Linked DNA regions of Homo sapiens: region 2 is linked to region 1. A link is a loop called in an ENCODE intact Hi-C map of the cell type or tissue named here. Cell type or tissue: Caco-2. All regions are shown on one strand. Links, peaks and the distances in the headings refer to the core of each region. The heading gives the core; the rest is flanking DNA.

Region 1 (12,011 bases), core at 4,012-12,011:
AATCCTCCCAACTCAGCCTTCCAAGGAGCTGGGATTAGAGGTGCATGCTACCATGCCTGGCTAATTTTCTTTGTGTGTGTATATATATGTATATATATACGTATATATATACATATACATATATATATATATACGTATATATATACATATACATATATATATATATTTTTGGTAGAGATGGGGTTTCGCCATGTTTCCCAGGCTGGTCTTGAACTCCTGGGCTCAAGTGATCCACTCGCCTCAGCCTCCCGCAGTGATGGTACTACAGGTGTGAGCCACCACGCCTGGCCTGGATTTGTGCATTTAAAAAAAGTTATACTTCAATAAAAAGTTTACTGAAGATAGATAGATATACTTCAATAAAAAGTGTACTGGCATGTCCCTGAATCATGCCTAACACTAACTAACACTAAGAAAGTCTTATGCCTGTGCACGGTCTCCTGGGTTCTCAGGTGAAAGGTGTCAGGTGGATCAAGTAAATACTGTTAAGATGAACTCAAGTTCAGCTTTGAGGATCTGTGACATCAGAGAGAGGCCTGGCAAGTATAAAAGATCTTGAATGGCATACAAAGCAGGATATAACATGGGATCTGTCAGTAAGACAACTGTTCAGTGTATAACCCTGTGGCATAAAAATATCAGACAGTTATCTAAATTTCTGGGTCATGTGACTACCTTTAACAACCATTTTTTGGATTTTTTCAATTTCAGTCTAACCAGAGTGGTGACTACATTTGCAGCATTAACTAAGAAACACACGGCCGGGCGTGGTGGATCACGCCTGTAATCCCAGCACTTTGGGAGGCCGAGGCGGGCGGATCATGAGGTCAGGAGATCGAGACCATCCTGGCTAACATGGTGAAACCCCGTCTTTACTAAAAAAATAAAAAATTAGCCGGGCGTGGTGGCTGGTGCCTGTAGTCCCAGCTACTCGGGAGGCTGAGGCAGGAGAATGGCGTGAACCTGGGAGGTGGAGCTTGCAGTGAGGCTGAGATCGCTCCACTGCACTCCAGCTTGGGCAACAGAGCAAGACTCCCTCTCAAAAACAAAACAAAACAAAACTGGTTGGGCGTGGTGGCTCATGCTTGTAATCCCAGCACTTTGGGAGGCTGAGGTGGGTGGATCACCCGAGGTCAGGAGTTCAAGACCAGCCTGGCCAACATGGCGAGACCCTGTCCCTACTAAAAATACAAAAATTAGCTGGGCGTGGTGGCAGGCTCCTGTAATCCCAGCTACTCGGGAGGCTGAGGCAGGAGAATTGCTTGAACCTGGGAGGCGGAGGTTGCAGTGAGCTGAGATCATGCCATTGCACTCCAGCCTGGGGAACAAGAGTGAAACTCCGTCTCAAAAATAAATAAATAAATAAACCAGGCCAGGCGTGGTGGCTTACGCCTGTAATCCTAGCACTTTGGGAGGCCATGGTGGGCGGATCACGAGGTCAGGAGATGGAGACTGTCCTGGCTAACAAGGTGAAACCCCGTCTCTACTAAAAAGACAAAAAATTAGCCAGGCGTGGTGGTGGGCACCTGTAATCCCAGCTACTTGGGAGGCTGAGGCAGGAGAATGGCGTGAACCCGGGAGGCGGAGTTTGCAGTGAGCCAAGATCGTGCCACTGCACTCCAGCCTGGGCAACAGAGTGAGACTCCGTCTCAAAAACAAAACAAAACAAAACAAAAAAAACCAAGCAGGCCAGGCATGGCGGCTCATGCCTGTAATCCCAGCACTTTGGGAGGCCGAGGTAGGTGGCTACCTTGAGCCCTGGAGTTTGAGACCAGCCTGGGCAAGGTGGTGAAACCCCATCTTTACAAGAAGTAGGAAAATTAGCTGGACATGGTAGTGTACATCTGTAGTCCCAGCTACTTGGGGGGCTGAGGTAGGAAGATCACCTGAGCCTGGGGAGGTTGAGGCTGCAGTGAGCCATGATTGCGCCACTGCACTCTAGCCTGGGCGATGGAGACCCTGTCTCAAAAAACAAAGAAACAAACAAACAAACAAAAAACCCAAACAAACAAGCAGTAGAACTAGCAATGAGGAAGTGAAAGAGAAGGCACTGGGAAGCCAGTATGAGGTCATTTATTTGGGAAAAAAGGAGAAACATGAAGAAAGAAACACCCTGTGGTGGCTATACTTGTCTGAGATGAGTGCATTTTAATGAAAAAAAATCTTAGATACTCATCTTAAATTCTGCTGAGGAATCAGTCAATAATTACATCTTATACCAGAAAGAAATGTTTGAAACAGCTTCTTAGGATTACTAAGACAAAGCTGCCCTGTGTGGTCTCTGGGACAAAATAATACTTCAGTGTTATCTGAAGGCAATGAGTGAACTTAAAATCAATCGTTGTACTACAAGTCTCACACAGCTCCTAGTTTGTTTTTTAACAAAAATTCCACCAGTTTTTAGAGAATACTGTTTTGTTTATAACAACATTGAACCTCAGACACACTTTGAATTTTAATTATTGCATTATTTATTTATATGCTGACTCATTCCACAAAGTTTTTGAGGCAGTGCTCAAAGTAAGAAATTACAGGCTGGGCGCGGTGGCTCATGCCTGATATCCCAGCACTTTGGGAGGCTGAGGCGGGTGGATCATTTGAGGTCAGAAGTTCGAGACCAGCCTGGCCAACATGGTGAAACCCCATCTGTACTAAAAATTCAAAAATTAGCCGGGTGTGGTGGCACGTGCCTGTAGTCCTAGCTACTTGGGAGGCTGAGGCAGGAGAATTGTTTGAACCTGGGAGGCGGAGGTTGCAGTGAGCTGAGATCACGCCACTGCCCTCCAACCTGGGGGACGAGTGAGACTTCATCTCAAAAAGAAGAAAGAAATTACAATTGTGAAGGTAAGTGTGTGCTTTTCCTTTTTAAAAATAATATACTTTAGAGTTTTATTTGGCCGGGTGCAGTGGCTCACTCCTGTAATCCCAGCACTTTGGGAGGCCGAGATGGGCGGATCACCTGAGTTCCAAACCAGCCTGACCAACATGGAGAAGCTCCGTCTCTATTAAAAATACAAAATTAGCTGGGCGTGGTGGCACATGCCTGTAATCCCAGCTATTCGGGAGGCTGAGGCAGGAAAATCGCCGGAACCCGGGAGGCAAAGGTTGTGGTGAGCTGAGATTGCGCCATTGTACTCCAGCCTGGGCAACAAGAGCGAAACTCCGTCTCAAAAAAAAAAACCAAAAAACACACACACACACAAACAAAAAACAAAAATTAGCAGGGCATGGTGGTGAGTGCCTGTAGTTCCAGCTACCTGGGAGGCTGAGGCAGGAGAATCGCTTGAACTTGGGAGGCAGAGGTTGCAGTGAGCTGAGACTGCACCACTGTACTCCAGACTGGGCAACGGAGTGCGAAACTTATTTTATTTTGTTTATTTTTTTATTTTTATTTTTTATTTATTTTATTTTTTTGAGACAGGGTCTCCCGCTCTCACCCAGGCTGGAGTGCAGAGGCATGATCATAGCTCACTGCAGCCTCAAAACCCTGGGCTTATGCATCCACCTGCCTCAGCCTCCTAAGTAGCTGGGACTACAGGTACAAACCACACCCAGCTAAAACAGTGATATCCTTTTAATAGCATTAAACAAATGCTGTAACATATCCCAAATCAAGCGCAGTTCCCACTTGTAAACATACAAGACTGTAATTCAGGAATCCATATTTCCCTAGCAGAAGTGCTGGCATTATCAGTAAGTGAAATGAACACATGGTAGTGAGCTGACTTAGGTTCTGGTGTTGCCACCCTGCTCCATGAGGACAAGGTTAAACATTTTGGACATGTCCATATTGAGACACAGAACTTTAGAAAAAGCATTTCTACAACATTCCTTTTTATTAAGTGAGAGGAAATAGTAACAGGTACCGTGTCACTTAAGGAATTAGAAATGGTAGATGTGGAGAAGAAGTAGGAACACTATCTGTCGGATATATGTCTGAAATCAGTATATTTGGTAATAAGAAAGTCTGTAAGTATGTCCTGAAATTCTTTTTTTTTTTTTGAGACGGAGTCTTGCTCTGTTGCCAGACTGGAGTGCAGTGGTGATGTTGGCTTACTGCAACCTCCGCCTCCTGGGTTTGAGCGATTCTTGTGCCTCAGCCTCCTGAGTAGCTGGGACTACAGGCACCTGCCACCACACCGGCTAATTTTTGTATTTTTAGTAGAGACGGGGTTTCACCATGTTGGTGAGGCTGGTATTGAACTCCTGACCTCGTGATCCACCTGCCTCGGCCTCCCAAAGTGCTGGGATTACAGGCATGAGCCACTGCACCCGGCCAATATCACAACTTTTAACTACTTGTGTGGTTTCAGCTACAGTGTCTTCATTTGACTTAGTTCAATTGTTTTGTCTAAAATCCAAAAACTGTTCTTTGAAAATATACTTTCCCATCCATTAAGGCATTTAGCTTTTTGTTGCTAAAAAGAATTTCATAAGAACATTTAGAATTTTAAACTTAATTAAAATACACTGAACTTTGACACAGATGTGCAGCTCCAAAACCTTTCCAGTTTACAAGTAAATTATCTACTTACATCAGGGGTCAGACTTTTAGCAATGACGGGCCCAACCATTCCTGGAATAGTGGCAAATGTATTTGTGATGCCCAGGAGGATACCAGCATACCTGTAGAAACATTTTCATAGACGTTTATTATTGTGATACACATTTAAACAGCTTCATTCTTTCCTTCTTTTTTTTTTTTTTTTTTGAGACAGAGTCTCACTCTGTGGCCCAGGCTTGAGGGCAGTGGGATGATCTCAGCTCACTGCAGCCTCTGCCTCCCGGGTTCAAGCATGCCTTAGCCTCCTGAGTAGCGGGGACTACAGGCATCCACCATCATGCTGGGCTAGTTTTGTATTTTTAGTAGAGCCGGTGTCTCACCATGTTGGCCAGGCTGCTCTCGAGCTCCTGACCTCAAGTGATCTGCCTGCCTCGGCCTCCCAAAGTGCTGGGATTTCAAGTATGAGCCACAGCGCCTGGCTGCTTCTTTCAATAGACAGCTATTCTGCTCCAGGTTGTGTTCTTGTGAAATTTTATGTCTAAATAAAATGTCTTATTGCAATGGGATTTTATATTCAGCTGGTGAAAAACTTGCATTTCAATAGTTAAGTAGCATTTTAACATTAACATTAGGCCCGGCCGCCACCCCGTCTGGGAAGTGAGGAGCGTCTCTGCCTGGCCGCCCATCGTCTGGGAAGTGAGGAGACCCTCTGCCTGGATGCCCAGTCTGGAAAGTGAGGAGCGTCTCTGCCCGGCCGCCATCCCATCTAGGAAGTGAGGAGCGCCTCTTCCCGGCAGCCATCCCATCTGGGAAGTGAGGAGCGTCTCTGCCCGGCCGCCCATCGTCTGAGATGTGGGGAGCGCCTCTGCCCCGCCGCCCCGTCTGGGATGTGAGGAGCGCCTCTGCCTGGCCCCGACCCCGTCTGGAAGGTGAGGAGCGTCTCTGCCCAGCCGCCCCGTCTGAGAAGTGAGGAGCCCCTCCGCCCGGCAGCCGCCCCGTCTGAGAAGTGAGGAGCCCCTCTGCCCGGCAGCCACCCCGTCTGGGAAGTGAGGAGCGTCTCCGCCCGGCAGCCGCCCCGTCCGGGAGGGAGGTGGGGGGGTCAGCCCCGCGCCCGGCCAGCCGCCCCGTCCGGGAGGGAGGTGGGGGGGTCAGCACCCCGCCTGGCCAGCCGCCCCGTCCGGGAGGGAGGTGGGGGGGTCAGCCCCCCGCCCGGCCAGCCAACCCGTCCGGGAGGTGAGGGGAGCCTCTGCCCGGCCGCCCCTACTGGGAAGTGAGGAGCCCTGCTGCCCGGCCAGCCGCCCCGTCCGGGAGGGAGGTGGGGGGGGGTCAGCCCCCCGCCCAGCCAGATGCCCCGTCCAGGAGGGAGGTGGGGTGGTCAGCCCCCCGCCCGGCCAGCCGCCCCGTCCGGGAGGTGAGGGGCGCCTCTGCCCAGCCGCCCCTACTGAGAAGTGAGGAGCCCCTCTGCCCGGCCAGCCGCTCCGTCCGGGAGGGAGGTGGGGGGGTCAGCCCCCTGCCCGGCCAGCCGCCCCGTCCGGGAGGTGAGGGGCGCCTCTGCCCGGCCGCCCCTACTGGGAAGTGAGGAGCCCCTCTGCCCGGCCACCACCCCGTCTGGGAGGTGTACCCAACAGCTCATTGAGAACGGGCTGGGATGACAATGGCGGTTTTGTGGAATAGAAAGGGGGGAAAGGTGGGGAAAAGATTGAGAAATCGGATGGTTGCCGTGTCTGTGTAGAAAGAAGTAGACATGGGAGACTTTTCATTTTGTTCTGTACTAAGATACATTCTTCTGCCTTGGGATCCTGTTGATCGGTGACCTTACCCCCAACCCTGTGCTCTCTGAAACATGTGCTGTGTCCACTCAGGGTTAAATGGATTAAGGGCGGTGCAAGATGTGCTTTGTTAAACAGATGCTTGAAGGCAGCATGCTCGTTAAGAATCATCACCACTCCCTAATCTCAAGTACCCAGGGACACAAACACTGCGGAACGCCGCAGGGTCCTCTGCCTAGGAAAACCAGAGACCTTTGTTCACTTGTTTATCTGCCGACCTTCCCTCCACTATTGTCCTATGACCCTGCCAAATCCCCCTCTGTGAGAAACACCCAAGAATGATCAATAAAAAAAATAAAAATTAACAACAACAACAACAACAAAAAACATTAACATTAGAGGAAGGCTGGGCGCGGTGGCTCACGCTTGTAATCCCAGCACTTTGGGAGGCCGAGGCGGGTGGATCACGAGGTCAGGAGATCGAGACCATGCTGGCTAACATGGTGAAACCCCGTCTCTACCAAAAATACAAAAAAATTAGCCGGCCGTGATGGCAGGCGCCTCTAGTCCCAGCTACTCGGGAGGCTGAGGCAGGAGAATGGCGTGAACCTGGGAGGCGGAGCTTGCAGTGAGCAGAGATCGCGCCACTGCACTCCAGCCTGGCCGACAGAGCGAGACTCCGTCTCAAAAAAAAAAAAAAAAAAATTACATACAGGAACACAGCCATGGAAATAACCCCTTTTTATAGTGATATAGGAAAGTTCTGAGATATCATTTTCATACAGAAAGCTTAGCATGTCTAGCTTAAAGTTTTTTAAGTTAAAAAAAATTTCTTTCCTGATTTGAAAATTCAATTGTAATTAATTTTTGAAAATTAATACGAAAAAAGAAAAAAATAATGAAGTAAAATTACCTATAATTCTTCCCCATAGAGATGATCAACATTAACATTTTCATAAATATCCTATTTTTTTCTGTCTGTATATATTTCTAGTATGTTATTATAGACGTGAGATCATATCAAACATAAAATTTGCTTGTTCCATTAATTACATTTTTTTTTTTGAGACGGAGTCTCTGTCGCTCAGGCTGGAGTACAGTGGCGCGATCTCAGCTCATTGCAACCTCCGCCTCCTAGGTTCAAGTGATTCTTCTGCTTCAGCCTCCCAAGTAGCTGGGACTATACACGCATGCCATGTAGGTCAGGCTGGTCTTGAACTCCTGATCTCAGGTGATCCACCTGCCTCAGCCTCCCAAATTGCCAAATTGCTGGGATTACAGGCGTGAGCCACTGCACCTGGCCCGATAATTCATTTTTAAAATTGCTGCCTCTTTTTTTTTTTTTTTTTGAGACAGAGTTTCACTCTTGTTGCCCAGACTGGAGTGCAATGGTGTGATCTTGGCTCATTACAACTTCCACCTCCCCAGTTCAAGTGATTCTCCTTCCTCAGCCTCCTGAGTAGCTGGGATTACAGGCATGCACCACCATACCTGGGTAATTTTGTATTTTTAGTAGAAACGGGGTTTCACCACGTTGGTTAGGCTGGTCTCAAACTCCTGACCTCAGGTGATCCACCTGCCCCAGCCTCCCATAGTGCTGGGATTACAGGAGCGAGCCACTGCGCCTGGCCTAAAATTGCTGTCCCTTTACTAGGATGTTTGTCCTGTATATATTCATGAATTCTGGACTTTGAAGATTGTATCTCTTAGGTATCATTTCACATAATCTTATACCTCCTGTATTTCCTGTACACTGATAGTTTCTAGACTCTAGATCCTAGGGGGTTCATTAGATTTAGGTTTAATGTTTTTGGTAAAAAACAAAAACAAAAACAAAAAACAAAAAAAAAACACTTAAAGGAGAAGGAGGAGTTCAGTTAAAAAAAGTGCTGCTTAACTAATTCAGTTATGTATAAAGATCACAAAGTTTTATGTTCAAAACTTGTGCATACACACAGCACTATAACAAAACCATGAAGTACAGATCTTTTTGGCTCATCCCCTTTAGGGGTGTATCTAAATTAACCAAGCTTGGCAGAGCCTCTCTTTTTTTTTTTTCTTTTTAAACCATTAACACCTTGGCAGTAAGAGGAGTCAACTGCAATGTTGCCAGCCTTTCCAGTGACAGATATTAAGTGCAGACGAATGCCATGAAATTCTAAATGTCAGCAACAAGAAGCTCATTCAAGTACTTATATTTCACTTGGCCAGGACAGGCCATGAAAGATTGATGACCACTTGGAAGAAAACAAGTTGTATGGACTCAGTCTGGATTCTGTGCTGTTGGAGTACTATTGGAATTAATAGCTGAAAATCTATCTAATTCCCATGAATTCGGGCAACAAAATTACCATAGAAAAATCTCTATTTTGGGGCCGGGTGTGGTGGTGCATGCCTGTAATCCCAGCATTTTGGGAGGCTGAGGTGGGAGAATTGCTTGAGCCCAGGAGTTTGAGACTAGCCTGGGCAACATGGTGAAACCCTCTCTCTACAAAAACTAAAAAAACACACAAAATTAGCTGGGTGTGTTGGCTCAGGCTGTAGACCCGCTCGCTACTCAGGAGGCTGAGGTGGAGGATTGCAGGAGGATTGCTTGCGACTGCAGTGAGCCGTGGTCTTGCTGCTGTACTCCAGCCTGGGTGACAGGGTGTGACTCTGCCTCAAAAGATAATAAATACATTGATAACATAAAATCTCTATTTCAGTCTATAGAAGTAAAGGCCTATAAAATCCAAGTACACATTTATATGTTAATAGGAATATTATTTATTGGAAAACCTTGTATCTGTTTACTGACTATGTATTGGAAAACCTGATATCAGACATGTTTATAAGGGTTTTATATATCATATTATATCATTTTAATTATAAAATCAACCCCATGAGGAAGGATTATCTTCATTTTATTTTTAAAATTTTAAAATTTTGTTAAGTTTTTTAGAGGTACGATCTTGCTATATTGCCCAGGCAGGTCTTGAACTGCTGGGCCCAAACGATCCTCCCACCTTGGCCTTCCGAAGTCCTGGGATTACAGGCGAGAGCCACTGCACCCAGCTGGATTATCTTCATTTTATAGATGAAGAAAAACCATAAAATGTCACCCAATTTGTCTGATTCTGAATCAGTACTTAATATTATAATGTTATAATCTACAATGCTACCTTGTTAAAAAAAACAAAACACAGTAATCACTGAACCCAATCTGTAGGAAAGATAAATTTTCTCATGCTTCATTTTTCACCACAAGCCCTGGTGTTGAACTTGTTTATGGCTTGTTTATGGTCCTCAAGTGCCTCTGTTTTAACTAGTAGCGTATTACACTGAATGGGCCCTCAGTTGTTACCACAACAAAAAGCAACTATGAAAAACCTAAGATATGTAATCCCCAATAAGATATGTAGCCAAGACTCCTGCAACTAGAAATAACTGATGTGCTTTGAATGAAGAAATTCCAGTTGGAAAAGAAAAACTAAAAAGCTCATCTGAAGAGCTGAATCAAAATATAAGAAAGTTATCCTTTGAGCTAGAACTGCAAGGTTTAAACACACACACACACACACACACACACACACACACACACTAAGGGAGATAAATAATTTTGACTTTGGGCTGGGCATGGTGGCTCACGCCTGTAATCCTAGCACTTTGGGAGGTTGAGGCTGGCGGATCACCTGAGGTCGGGAGTTCGAGACCAGCATGACCAACATGGAGAAACTCCCTCTCTACTAAAAATACAAAATTAGCAGGGTGTGGTGGCACATGCCTGTAATCCCAGCTACTTGGGAGGCTGAGGCAGGAGAATCACTTGAACCCAAGAGGCAGAGGTTGCGGTGAGCTGAGATTGCACCATTGCACTCCAGCCTGGGCAACAAGAGTGAAACTCCATCTCAAAAACAAAACAAAACAAAAAACAAATAATAATAATTTTGAATTTGATGAGATTTATTTATTTATTTATTTATTTAATTTTTTGAGACTGAGTCTCACTCTGCAGCCCAGGCTGGAGTGCAGTAGCACAATCTCTGCTCACTGCAACCTCCAACTCCTGGGTTCAAGCAATTCTCATGCCTCAGCCTCCTGAGTCAGTGGGATTATAGTCGCCCGCCACCACACCTGGTTAATTTTTGTATTTTTAGTAGAGATGGGGTTTCACCATGTTGGTCAGGCTGGTCTGGAGCTCCTAACCTCAAACGATCCAACCGCCTCAGCCTCCCAAAGTGCTGGGATTACAGGCATGAGCCACCTCACCGGGCCTACTTACATTTGGAATAGTTGTGTCTCAGTCAGCTGAGAACCAGTACAGCAGTCCTCATTATCTGAGGCACAAAGGCACTTGCTTACCATCCTCCCAACTGCTACAACTATTTGCTGGCATCATTTATGTTACTAAACCTGTTTAGCTTCTTATGATATCTAGATAAATGTCTTTTTCGGCTTATAAGACTCATAAAATTTCAGGGTTGGACCTGGGTCTTTAAGATGTAGACTTCAACCACCCACCTGATGCTTGAAGCTCAGGCACAGGATCCCCCTGCTGCCTGTCCAGCATTATACTTCATGACATGACCCACCATCATCCAGGCCAGCTTAAGCTTATACAGATGCCAGCAGGAATCATGTTACTTTCATGTTTGTGTCTTCAACATCTGGTACAGTGCCTGGCACAGTGTTTCTCAAATGACTAGATCCGTTAATGAGCATGCTATTACACTGAAATTTAGTAGTGACAAATTTATCTAATTGTACATCCAATTCATCTTTCTCCACCTTGTCCAAAACGGCATCTATCATAGGAGGCCTGGCTGAAGTCCTGACATATCAAATCTACTATATTTTCTTTATTCTATTAGGCTAAAAATTATGTTGAGAAGTTAGACTGTTTTGCCATTTTGGCTCTTAGTGACCCAATGGTGGCTCTTTAGTGGTCAGCATTTTCCTTTCTGAAAGCACACCAATCATCACTTTAATATTTTACTTGGATTGATCTGTGACCCTGGTCACCACACCTGACTCAAAGTTAGCCAGAAAATAATTACATCTATTGCATTATATGCAAATACCTTTATTGCATTATGAGCAAAGTGTTCTGTGCGTGTTCTATTTAATCTTCACAACGATCTTATAAGGTAGGTACCATGGATATTTGGTTTTCTTTTTCTTCAGCATCTATTTTCATCTTTTGACAATAGCACTATTTTTTTTTTTTTTGAGATGGAGTTTCACTCTTGTCACCCAGGCTAGAGTGCAATTGCTCACTGCAACCTCCACCTCCCAGGTTCAAGTGATTTTCTGCCTCATCCTTCCAAGTAGCTGGGATTACAGGTCCTACCACCCCACCTGGCTAATTTTATATTTTTAGTAGAGACAGAGTTTCACCATGTTGGCCAGGCTGGTCTTGAACTCCTGACCTCAGGTGATCTGCCCACCTTGGTCTCCCAAAGTGCCGGGATTACAGGCATGAGCCATTACACCCGGCCGACCATAGCTCCAATTTTTATCCGATGATCCAATTTTCTTTCATTGCTAGTTCAAGAGAGCAGGGGGGGCCCTCATCAGATTCCAGAGATTCTAATAAGACTTCAGGAACCTGATGAATCCTAAGCTACCTTTCAGATTTATTAAATGGTGTGGGTGACTTACCACCTTCTGGCTGGATGGCTGCTGAACCAATTTTATGTTCCTTATAATTTTTTTTTTTTTTTTTTTGAGATGGAGTCTCACTTTGTCACCCAGGCTGG
Region 2 (12,423 bases), core at 234-8,233, 130 kb before region 1:
CTACCTGGATGAGGAAAACTATATAAATAAATATGTTTCTCTTTTCATCTTGGCATTTATGATGCTCAGTCAAATTCTAGGCTCATCAGTACCATGTTCCATCTTAGTGTAGAACTTTGTAATCTGCATATTTATGTCTCCCTCTCTCCCCATCTTTCTATTGTAATTTCTGTTTTTTCTGGTTCTGACTTTAATTTTTTAAAAAATTCATATTTTAACAGCTTATATATATTTTTATGTAAAAGAGTTATGTATGTTTTTTATCAAAATAACTCATGCATATAATTTTTTCTTAAAATATTAAAAGGGTCTGGGCATGGTGGCTCATGCCCGTAATCCTAGCACTTTGGGAGGCCGAGGTAGGTGGATTGCTTGAGCCCCAGAGTTTGAGACCAGCCTCGGCAAGATGGCAAAACCTCATGTCTACAAAAAAATACAAAAATTAGCCGGTGTGGTAGCAGGTGCCTGTAGTTTCAGCTACTCAATAAGCTGAAGTGGGAGGATTGCTTGAGCCCAGGAGGTTGAGACTTCAGTGAGCTGTGATTATGCCACTGCACTCCAGCCTGGGCAACAGAGTGAGACCCTGTGTCAAAAAAAAATAAAAAATAAGTTTGGGTGTAGTGGCTCACACCTGTAATCCCAACACTTTGGGAGGCCAAGGCAGGCAGATCACCTGAGGTTGGGAGTTCAAGACCAGCCTGAACAACATGGAGAAACACATCTCTACTAAAAATACAAAATTAGCCAGGTGTGGTGGCGCATGCTTGAAATCCCAGCTACTCAGGAGGCTGAGGCCAGAGAATCACTTGAACCCAGGAGGCGGAGGTTGTGGTGAGCCGAGATCACACCATTGCTCTCCAGCCTGGGCAACAAGAGCGAAACTCTGTCTCAAAATAAATAAATAAATAAATAAATAAATATAAAAGAAATTTAGAAATTTATGTGGGAAAACAACCATCTCCTTCCCTGGAGACAGACACTTCAGCTTTTTTAGTTGTCACTTATTGTATATACTTCCATATTTCTGAATAGCAGGCTTATCTTTTTACTTCCTAATTTACAGTTCTAGACATTATCTATTAACTTTTTTTGTTTGTTTGTTTTTGTTTTTGTTTTTGAGACGGAGTCTCACTCTGTGCCAGGCTGGAATGCAGTGGTGCGATATCGGCTCACCACAACCTGAGCCTCCCGGGTTCAAGCGATTCTCCTGCCTCAGCCTCCTGAGTAGCTGGGACTACAGGCACGTACCACCATGCCCAGCTAATTTTTGTATTTTTAGTAGAGATGGGGTTTCACCACGTTGGCCAGGATGGTCTTGTTCTCCTGACCTTGTGATCCACCCGCCTCGCCCTCCCAGAGTGCTGGGATTACAGCTGTGAGCCACCGCACCCAGCCATCTATTAACATTTTTTGAGACAGAGTCTGGCTCTGTTGCCTAGGCTGGAGTGCAGTGGTACCATCTTGGCTCACTGCAACGTTCCCCTCCCAGGTTCAAGCAATTCTCCTGCCTCAGCCTCCCAAGTAGCTGGGGTTACAGGCGACTGCCACCATGCCCGGCTAATTTTTTGTATTTTTAGTAGAGACAGGGTTTCACCATGTTGGTCAGGCTGGTCTTGAACTCCTGACCTCAAGCGATCCGCCCACCTCAGCGTCTGAAAATGCTGGGATTACAGGCATGAGCACTGTGCCCAGCCTATTAACTTATTATTATGGTAATTCTCTTTAATGTCCAATTTTCCTTCCCTCTCTCCTTCTGATATAATTATACCGTAATTTTTGGTTGATAGTATTTACATTATTGACTAAGTATTGTTTACTGCATGGAAGTGTATTATGTTTGTCCCTTTCTTATGCTTGGTTTTGCCTTGAGTTAATAATTGCTTTATTTTATTTATTTATTTTGAGACAGAGTCTCACTCTGTCACCCAGGCTAGAGTGCAGTGGTACGATCTTGGCTCACTGCAACCTCCATCTCCCAGGTTCAAGCAATTCTCCTGCCTCAGCCTCACGAGTAGCTGGGATTACAGACAGCAGCAACCACGCCCAGCTAATTTTTGTGTTTTTAGTGGAGACAGGGTTTTACCATGTTGGCCAGGCTGGTCTTGAACTCCTGACCTCAAGTGATCCGCCTACCTCCACCTCCCAAAGTGCTGGTATTATAGGGGTGAGCCACCACACCTGGCCTTCTCCAGATTTTTTAGTTCTGTTTATGTGTTTGGGCTGCTCTCTTTCATGTACACAACTTCCTTTAAGTATCTAGCGAACTTTGGTTTTCTGTTGACTTCTTTGCGTTTTTGGTTTTGGAGACAGGGTCTTACTCTGTCACCCAGGATGGAGTGCAGTGGCACTATAATCGCTCACTGTAGCCTCCACCTCCCAGAGGTGATCCTTCCACCTCAACCTCCCAAGTAGCTGGGACTATAGGTGTACACTACCACACCCAGCTTATTTTCAATTTTTTTGGAGACGTGGGATCTCCCTATGTTGCTTCCCTGTGTTGCCTAGACTGGTCTTGAACTCCTAGGCTCAAGTGATCCTCCCACCTCAACCACCCAAAGTGTTGGGATTACAGGCATGAGCTGCCATGCCCAGCCTGTTACATTTTTAAATGAGGCACTAGGTCGGGCATGGTGGCTCACGCCTGTAATCCCAGCACTTTGGGAGGCTGAGGCGGGCGGATCACTGAGGTCAGGAGTTTGAGACTAGCCTGGCCAACATGGTGAACCTGTCTCTACTAAAAATAAAAAAATTAGCTGGGCGTGGTGGCATGCACCTGTAATCCCAGCTACTCAGGAGGCTGAGGCAAGAGAATCGCTTGAACCCAGGAGGCGGAGGTTGCAGTGAGCCGAGATCGTGCCACTGCACTCCAGCCTGGGCGACAAGAGTGAGACTCCATCTCTAAATAAATAAATAAGGCGCTAAAACACTTAACTGGAAGATTTGTGTGTACACAGTTAATTTTATTGCCTGGCTGATTCTGGTGGTGATTAAGACTTGAACTGCTGGACACGGTGGCTCACGCCTGTAATCCCAGCACTTTAGGAGGCCGAGGTGGGTGGATCACCTGAGGTTGGGAGTTGAAGACCAGCCTGACCAACATGGAGAAACCCCGTCTCTACTAAAAATACAAAATTACCCAGGTGTGGTGGCACATGCCTGTAATCCTAGCCACTCGGGAGGCTGAGGCAGGAGAACCACTTGAACCCTGGAGGTGCGGGTTGTGGTAAGCCGTGATAGTGCCACTGCACTCCAGCCTGGTAACGAGCAAAACTCCGTCTCAAAAAAAAAGAAAAGATTTGAACCAGCCTTTTGGTTTGGTGAATTCTCAAATATCAATGTCTGTTAGTTCTCAGAAGAATCAGTTTTCCACCTAAGAGAGTAATATGGCTACCCACTAGCGTTCTGGGAACAAAATGGTAAGAGAGGCTGTGCCAGGGAGTGTCATCTTTTATTTTATTTTATTTATTTATTTATTTTTATTTTTTCTTTTTATTTATTTTTGAGACAGAGTCTCACTGTGTAGCCCAGGCTGGAGTGCAATGGCGTGATCTCGGCTTACTGCAACCTCTGCCCCCCAGGTTCAAGCGATTCTCCTGCCTCAGCCTCTCGAGTAGCTGGGACTACAGGCACGTGCCACCATGCCCGGCTACTTTTTTGTATTTTTAGTAGAGATGGGGTTTCACTGTGTTAGCCAGGATGTTCTCGATCTCCTGACCTTGTGGTCCGCCCACCTCGGCCTCCCAAAGTGCTGGGATTACAGGCATGAGCCACCGCGCGTGGCCCAGGAGTGTCATCTTTTAAAATACATATCTTAATTCCCATTTTCATTTTTATTATAGATTTATTAATTTTCTTGATTGGGAAATACATACTTAGGGCCAACAACTTAAAGGCTACAAAAAGCATATAGAGTGAAAAGATAGTCTGTCTTAGCTGGGCATTATGGGCATTATGTGATTATGGCTCACACCTATAATCCCAGCACTTTGGAAGGCCGAGGCAGGTGGATCACCTGAGGTCGGGAGTTTGAGACCAGTCTGGCCAACATGGCGAAACTCGTCTCTACTAAAAATACAAAAATTAGCCAGGCATGATGGCTCACGCCTGTAGTCCCAGCTACTCAGGAGGCTAAGGCAGGAGAATCACTTGAACCTGGGAGATGGAGGTTGCAGTGAGCTGAGATCTTGCTACTGCACTCCAGCCTGGGTGAGAGAGCAAGAGTCTGTCTCAATAGAAAAAAAAAAGATAGTCTGTCTCCTTCACTTTGTCCCCTCAACCAGCCAGTTTTCTTTCTCAGGAGCATTTGCTTTGTTAATCTGTTGTGTGGTCTTTCTACCTAGGCATATGTACATGTCTTCATGCATATGTATATGTATTTTTTGTTGTTTTCACAAAATCGTAGCATATTATACACACTGTTCCTCTGTACCTTTTTTTAAAAAAAAAACTTAATCTGTGTTTGCTTTGCTTTTGGAGGCCATGCTTTTTTTTTTTAAGTTTGTGGGTTTGTTCCGATGGTTACCTTAAAAGCTATGATTTTATATATAATATAATATGCTCACTGACTTCCCTCAAGTAACAATTACTAAATTAGTTTTACTTTCATTTCCTTTTCTCCCCCGACTTTCTTTATTTTCCAGATTTAATGGTTATATTGTTTTTATTAGTATTTATGTTTATACCCTTAAATTGTTTATTTTTTTATTTTTGAGACAAGTTCTCTCCCTCTTTCTTAGGCTGGAGTGCAGTGGCATGATCACAGCTCGCTGTAGCCTCGACCACCTGGACCCAAGTGATCTTCCTGCCTCAGCCTCCTGTGTAGCTGGGACCACAGGCATGTGTCACCACCCCTGGCTAATTTATTATTTTTTTTTGTAGAGATGGGGGTCTCACTATGTTGCCAGGACTGGTCTTGAACCCCAGGGCTCCAGTGATCTTCCTGCCCCAGTCTCTCAAAGTGTTCATATTATAGTCATGAGCCACTGAGCCTGGCCGATTTAATTTAATATCTTTAAATGCTATTTTGTGATCCTGTCCATATTTTATAGGCCCAACAATAACAATTTTTTTGTGGTAAAATATACAAACCATAAAATGTACCATTTTAACCATTTTTAAGTGTACAATTCAGTGCTATTAAGTACATTGACAGTGTTGTGCACCCATCACCACCAACGGTCTCTTGAACTTTTTCATCATCCCAAATTAAAATTCTGTACCCATTAAACAAAAAGTCCCCATTACCTGAAGAATAAACCTCCATTTTACTGTAAGGTAGAGCTATCTGAGGACAAAACCTTAATGTGTAAATTTCAGCTGTTTCTTTCATTTTCTGTTCCAAGTTTCATTTCTACATTCCTCCTCAGTTCTTATTCTCAGTTCTCTAATTTCTGAGCCTTTGCAGGGCAAATTAGTTCATTCTCATTGATATATCTTCTCTTCAGATATTAATACTTAAGTTATAGCTATCTCCCCTCTGCTAGATGAGTTACCATTCTTCCAAACACTTTCTATCTTTCAAAAATACATTGAAATTTCTCATCTTCTGACTGGTTCTTTTTCATTACTTGTCCTTTTGGTTTTATACCTTTTTTATTCCCCTATTTAATTTTCTTTGAGTTTTAGAAGGGAGAAGAAATGAGAGGTTGTATGCCATATTTATCCTGAAGTCTAAAATTAATTAATTTTTTAAATTAATTGAGACTAACTTTTTAGTGCTGATATGATTTTAGGTACATGTGAATTGGTGATAACACATTGTATTCTCTCTCCTAGATTGCTTAGATTGAGATTGATAACATATTAGCCTTCTTACTCATTTAAAATTCTTTGTCTGGGGTAGGGGAAATGGGAAGATACTGCTCAAAGGTTATACATTTTCAGCTGTAAGTTGAATAAGTTCTAGCAATCTAGTGAGCAGTATGGTAACTGCAGTTAATAATAATGTATGATATACTTGAAATTTGCTAAGGGAGTAGATCATAAGTGTTCTCACCACACAAAACGTGTAACTATGTGAGGTGATGGTTATATTAATTAGCTTGATTATGGGTATCATCACAGAAGGTATACTTGTATCAAAACACCATGTTGCATACTCTAAATATATACAGTTTTTTATATGTCTGTTATATGTCGATAAGTCTTGAAAAAACAAAAATATTAAAAAAGATTCTCAAGTTTTTAAAGACTGATAGTTTTTCTGTAGTTGTAATGTAAAATAGTCACATTCCATTTTGATCCATGGTAACAATTTAAAAAATGACTTTAGGCCGGGCGCGGTGGCTCACGCCTGTAAGTAATCCCAGCGCTTTGGGAGGCAGAGGTGGGTGGATCACCTGAGGTCGGGAATTCGAGACCAGCCTGACCAACATGGAGAAACCCCATCTCTACTAAAAATATAAAACTAGCTGAGCGTGGTGGCGCATGCCTGTAATCTCAGCTACTCGGGAGGCTGAGGCAGGAGAATTGCTTGAACCCGGGAGGCGGAGGTTGCAGTGAGCGGACATTGCACCACTGCCCTCCAGCCTGGCGATAGAGTGAGACTTCATCTCAGATAGATAGATAGATAGATAGATACATAGATACATAAATACATAGATACATAGATAATGACTTTATTCTTTTTTCTTGTTATTTAGTGGATGGAAGCACAGTATATGCAGAGAGTGTGATTCTGACTACTGGGACATTTCTGAGAGGCATGATTGTAATTGGATTGGAGACGCATCCAGCAGGACGTTTAGGGGATCAGCCTTCTATAGGATTGGCTCAGACACTGGAGAAGTTAGGGTTTGTGGTGGGAAGGTTGAAGACTGGGACTCCACCCCGAATTGCCAAAGAGTCCATTAATTTCAGTATTCTAAACAAGCATATACCGGACAATCCATCCATACCATTCAGCTTTACCAATGAGACAGTATGGATTAAGGTAAGATACTTTACGAAAACCTGGCTTACAGCTGGTATTGGCTATTCACAGCAGGAAGTACTGTAACTTTTTTTTTTTTTTTTTGGCAGCAGTTCACTTTATAGCACTATTGCTTATAGTGCAAAGAAATGATTTTTTTTTTTTTTTTTTGAGATAAGGTCTCACCTTGTCACCCAGGCTGGAGTGCAGTGGTACAATTATGGGTCACTACAGCCTTGACCTCCTGGGCTCAAGTGATCCTCCCACCTCAACCCCCTTGAGTAGCTGAGACCATAGGCATGAGCCATTGTGCCTGGCTTTTTAAAATTTTTTTGAGAAATGGGGTTTCACTATGTTGCCCAGGCTGGTCTCGAACTCCTGGGCTCAAAGGATCCACCCCCCTTGGCCTCCCAAAGTGCTGGGATTGCAGGTGTAAACCACCGAACCCAGCCAAAGAAGTTATCCTTTTTTTTTTTTGTGGTGGAGACTTGCTCTGTCACCCAGACTGGAGAGCAGTGGCACGATCTCAGCTCACTGCAACGTCTGCCTCCTGGGTTCAAGCAGTTCTTCTGCCTCAGCCTCCCGAGTATACAGGCACGCGCCACCACACCCGGCTAATTTTTATATTTTTAATAGAGACAGTGTTTCACCATATTGGCCAGGCTGGTCTCGAACTCCTGACCTCGTGATCCACCCATTTCAGCCTCTCAAAGTGCTGGGATTATAGGCGTCAGCCACTGCACTCAGCCTAAAGAAGTAATCTCTAAAAGGGATTAGCTAACTTGGCTAATTGGGTATTTCCCCATAAATCGTAAATTTCTTTTTTTTGTTTTTTTGAGACAGTCTCAGTCTGTCGCCCTGCTGGAGCGCAATGGTGAAATCTTGGTGCACTGCAACTTCCGCATCCTGGGTTCAAGCGATTCTCCCACCTCAGCCTCCCTAGTAGCTGGGATTGCAAGCACCCGCCATCATGCCTGGCTAATTTTTATAGTTTTGTAGAGACGGGGTTTCACCATGTTGGCCAGGCTGGTTTTGAACTCCTGACCTTAGGTGATCCGCCTGCCTCAACCTCCCAAAGTGCTGGTGCTGGGATTACAGATGTGAGCCACTGCACCCGACTTTTTTTTTTTTCTTTTTTTGAGACGGAGTTTCGCCATTGTTGCCCAGGCTGGAGTGCAATGGCGCAATCTCGGCTTACTGCAACCTCCGCCTCCCAGGTTCAAGCAATTCTCCTGCCTCAGCCTCCTGAGTAGCTGGGATTACAGGCTCCTGCCGCCACACTGGCTAATTTTTGTATTTTTAATAGAGACGGTGTTTTGCCATGTTGGCCGGGCTGGTTTCAAACTCCTTACCTTAGGTAATCCACCCTCCTCAGCCTCCCAAAGTGCTAGCATTACAGGCGTGAGCCACCGTGCCTGGCAAATCTTAAATTTCATTACTTTTATAACCTTACATATTTTGTAAATTAAGCTTTTATTTTAAAAAATTTTTTCATTTATTATTATTTTTAATAGAGACAGGGTCTCGCCATATTGCCCAGGCTGGTCTCGTACTCCTGAGCTCAAGCCATCCGCCCACCTCAGCCTCTCAAAGTGCTGGGATTACAGGCATGAGCGACCGCACCTGGTCAAATAGGCGTTTTTTGTTTTGTTTTGTTTTGCTTTTTGAGATGGAGATTCAGTCTTGTTGCCCAACCTGTGGTGCAATGGCACGATCTCAGCTCACTGCAGCCTCCGCCCCCTGGGTTCAAGCAATTCTCCTGCCTCAGCCTCCCTAGTAGCTGGGATTACAGGTGCCCGCCGCCATGCCCAGCTAATTTGTTTTTGCATTTTTAGTAGAGACAGGGTTTCACCATGTTGATCAGGCTGGTCTTGAACTCTTTTTTTTTTTTTTTCTTTGAGATGGCATTTCACTCTTGTTGCCCAGGCTGGAACGCAACAGCACAATCTCGGCTCACTGCAACATCCACCTCACGGGTTCGAGCAATTCTCCCGCCTCAGTCTCTTAAGTAGCTGGGATTACAGGCATGTGCCACCACACCTGGCTAATTTTGTATTTTTAGTAGATGGGGTTTCTCCATGTTGGTCAGGCTGGTCACGAGCTCCCGACCTCAGGTGATCCGCCCGCCTCGGCCTCCCAAAGTGTTGGGATTACAGGTGTGAGCCATCGCACCCAACTGGTCTCAAACTCTTGACCTCAGGTGATCCACCTTCAGCCTCCCAAAATGCTGGGATTACAGGCGTAAGCCACCATGCCCGGCCTAAATTAAGCTTTTGAAACGATATCAGGTGGTGCTGCTGGAAAGGCAGCCGCCCCCTTGCCCATTACACAATGCATTTTTATGGAGAACCCGACACTGAACCATTCTTAGATGACCTGCTTCTGGGGTGGGATTTCAGACATAGCAGAGCAACTTCCTCGCTGCGATCTATTGAAAGTTAACCCTCAGCTGGGCGTGGTGGCTCATGCCTGTAATCCCAACAGTTTGGGAGGCTGAGGCAGGTGGATCACTTGAGGTCAGGAGTTCAAGACCAGTCTGGCCAACATGGTGAAACTCCATCCCTACTAAAAATAAAAAAAAAATAAAAAAATTAGCCAGGCATGGTGGCTCATGCCTGTAATCCCAGCTACTCGGGAGGCTGAGGCAGGAAAATTGCTCGAACCTGGGAGGCAGAGGTTGCAGTTAGCTGTGATTGTGCCACTGCACTCCAGCCTCCAGCCTGGGCAACAGCAAGACTCCATCTCAAAAAAAAAAAAAAAAAAAGAAAGTTAACCCTCAACGCATATAATTTTATTTTAAAAAGACGGAGAAAAACAAAAAAAAGTAAGCAACATCGAGAAAAAGTTGTAAGACTTTTCTCAATGTAAGAGTTTTTTCACAACAAACTCCTATAAACCATTGAACGTCACTCACTGTTAATATTTTACCATATTTATCGCTATAGATATATCAATTTATGTCCATATTTACTGTGTAAGATGGTAATATACACATTTATTCTTATTCTTTTTTTTCTGGAATATTTGGGAGTAAATTGCAGAGATGATGAGCTCTTACCTTAAGCCTATATCTCAACTAAGCACAGAGACATCCTTTTATATAACCCTTATGCAATGATGAAATTCAGAGTACGATGCAGGGACAATAAAATTTAAATTTTTTTTTTTTTTTTGAGACGGAGCCTCACACTATCCCCCAGGCTGGAGTGCAGTGGTGCAATCTCGGCTTACTGCAATCTCGCCTTCTGAGTTCAGTCAGTTCTCATGCCTCAGCCTCCTCAGTAGCCGGGATTACAGGCACCCGCCAACACGCCTGACTAATTTTTGTAGTTTTAGTGGAGACAGGGTTTCACCATGTTGGGCAGGCTGGTTTTGAACTGCTGTTCTTAAATGATCTGCCCGCCTTGGCCTCCCAAGTGTTAGGATTACAGGCATGAGCCACTGCGCCTGACCAAAAAATTTTTTTAAAGACAGAAAAGAGTCCAGGCGCAGTGGCTCATGCCTATAATCCTAGCACTTTGGGAGGCCAAGGCAGGTGGATCACTTGAGGTCAGGAGTTCAAGACCAGCTTGGCCAATATGGTGAAACCTCACCTCTACTAAAAATACAAAAATTAGCTGGGCATGGTGGCATGCGCCTGTAATCCCAGCTACTCAGGAGGCTGAGGCATGAGAATCGCTTGAACCAGGGATGGGGAGGTTGCAGTGAGCTGAGATTGTGCCACTGCACTGCAGCCTGGGCAACAGCAAGACTATGTCTCAAAAAAAAAAAAAAAAAAAAAAGAAATTCGGAGAATTTAACACTGATACAGTGCTATTATCTAACATAAAGTCCGTAGTCACATTTTGCTAATTGGTAAATATTGTCCAAAGCAGCTTTTTTTTTTTTTTTGAGATAGGATCTCACTGTGTTGCCCAGGCTGGAGTGCAGTGGTGCAATCTCAGCTCACTGTAACCTCCGCCTCCCAGGCTTGGATGATCCTTTTACCTCAGCCTCCCAAGTAGCTGCGACCACAGGTGCTCACCACCATGGCTGGCTACTTTTTGTATTTTTTGTAGAGATGAGTTTTTGCAGTGTCACCCAGGCTGGTCTCAAACTCATGGACTGAAGGGATCTGCCTGCCTTGGGCCCCAAAAGTGCTGGGATTACAAGTATGAGCCACCAAGCCTAGCCCAAAACAACCTTTTTATTCCCAATCAAGGGTCATGCATTGCGTTTAATTGTCATTTCTCTTTAAAGTCTTTTATCTGGAACAGTTTGTCAATCTTTAATGGTGCCGACATTTTTGAAGTGTAGAGGCCACTTTTACCTATCTCTCGAGTTTTAAAAAAATGTGGCGTGGCATGGTGGCTCACACCTGTAATCCCAGCACTTTGGGAGGCCAAGGCAGGTGGATCACAAGGTCAAAAGATTGAGACCATCCTGGCCAACATGGTGAAACCCCGTCTCTACTAAAAATACAAAAATTAGCTGGGCATGGTGGCATGCCCCTGTAGTCCCAGCTACTTGGGAGGCTGAGGCAGAATTGCTTGAACCCGGGAGGCAGAGGTTGCAGTGAGCAGAGATGATGCCACTGCACTTCAGCCTGGCGACAGAGCAAGACTCTGTCTCAAAAAAAAAAAAAAAAGTATATTGTATGTGTTTAAGATTGAGGATGAAGAATTGGCCAGGCACAGTGACTCTCACCTGTAATACCAGCACTTTGGGAGGCCAAGGTAGGAGGATCACTTAAGCCTAGGAGTTCAAGACCAGCCTGGGCAACATAATGAGACCCTGCCTGTACAAAAAAAAAATAATTGATGGTCCTAGTTTCTGGTGAGTGTTATCCTGATGTATGGCTTCAAATATTCTGTTACTTTGAGCAAGATACTTTTATATATTTGCTTTGGTAGTATGCAAATTATGATAACCCTTTCTTCTTTTTTGAGACAGAGTCTTGCCCAGGCTAGAGTGCAATGGTAATGGCGCAAGCTTGGCCCACTGCAACCTCCACCCCCTGGGTTCAAGCGATTCTCCTGCCTGAGCCTCCCAAGTAGCTGGGATTACAGGCACCTGCCACCATGCCTGGCTAATTTTTTGGATTTTTTTAGTAGAGACAGAGTTTTACCATGTTGACCAGGCTGTTCTCAAACTCCTGACCTCAGGTGATCCACACACCTTGGCCTCCCAAAGTGCTGGGATTACAGGCGTGAGCCACGGCGCCCAGCCCAAACAAAGCAAGGAGTCCCTGGGTGGGCACAAAAACACTTTTTTTTTTTCTTTTTTTTTTTTTTGAGACGGAATCTCGCCCTGTCATCCAGGCTGGAGTGCAATGGTGCAATCTCGGCTCACTGCAACCTCCGCCTCCCAGGTTCAAGTGATTCTCATGCCTCAGCCTCCCGAGTAGCTGGGATTACAGGCACCCGCCACCATGCCCAGCTAATTTTTGTCTTTTTAGTAGAGACAGGATTTCACCATGTTGGCCAGGCTGGTCTCAAACTTCTGACCTCGTGCTCCACCTGCCTTGGCCTCCC

The links. Hi-C counts contacts between places; a loop is a spot of excess contacts. Peaks named below come from ENCODE experiments on the same cell type or tissue, not always from the same donor. Only the 100,000 strongest peaks of a DNase experiment are listed, where the experiment ranks them.
Region 2: a loop joins it to region 1, with 21 times the contacts of the local background. A loop is called at or near these places in 6 of 110 quality-filtered maps.

What each region holds. Positions count from the first base shown.
Region 1 is chr6:73,595,816-73,607,826 of GRCh38, forward strand. SLC17A5 (solute carrier family 17 member 5) reads right to left here. Exons shown (of 11, transcript NM_012434.5): 10 at 4,536-4,626. Among named protein-coding and RNA genes, the nearest start is that of SLC17A5, 52 kb to the right of the region's middle. RefSeq lists an enhancer at 2,344-2,513. In Caco-2, for the core only: a CTCF peak has its summit at 10,793; no DNase peak of the experiment used is centred there.
Region 2 is chr6:73,466,724-73,479,146 of GRCh38, forward strand. It overlaps MTO1 (mitochondrial tRNA translation optimization 1), which reads left to right. Exons shown (of 12, transcript NM_012123.4): 4 at 6,642-6,931. Among named protein-coding and RNA genes, the nearest start is that of MTO1, 11 kb to the left of the region's middle. RefSeq lists an enhancer at 5,439-5,508. In Caco-2, for the core only: no CTCF peak of the experiment used is centred there; no DNase peak of the experiment used is centred there.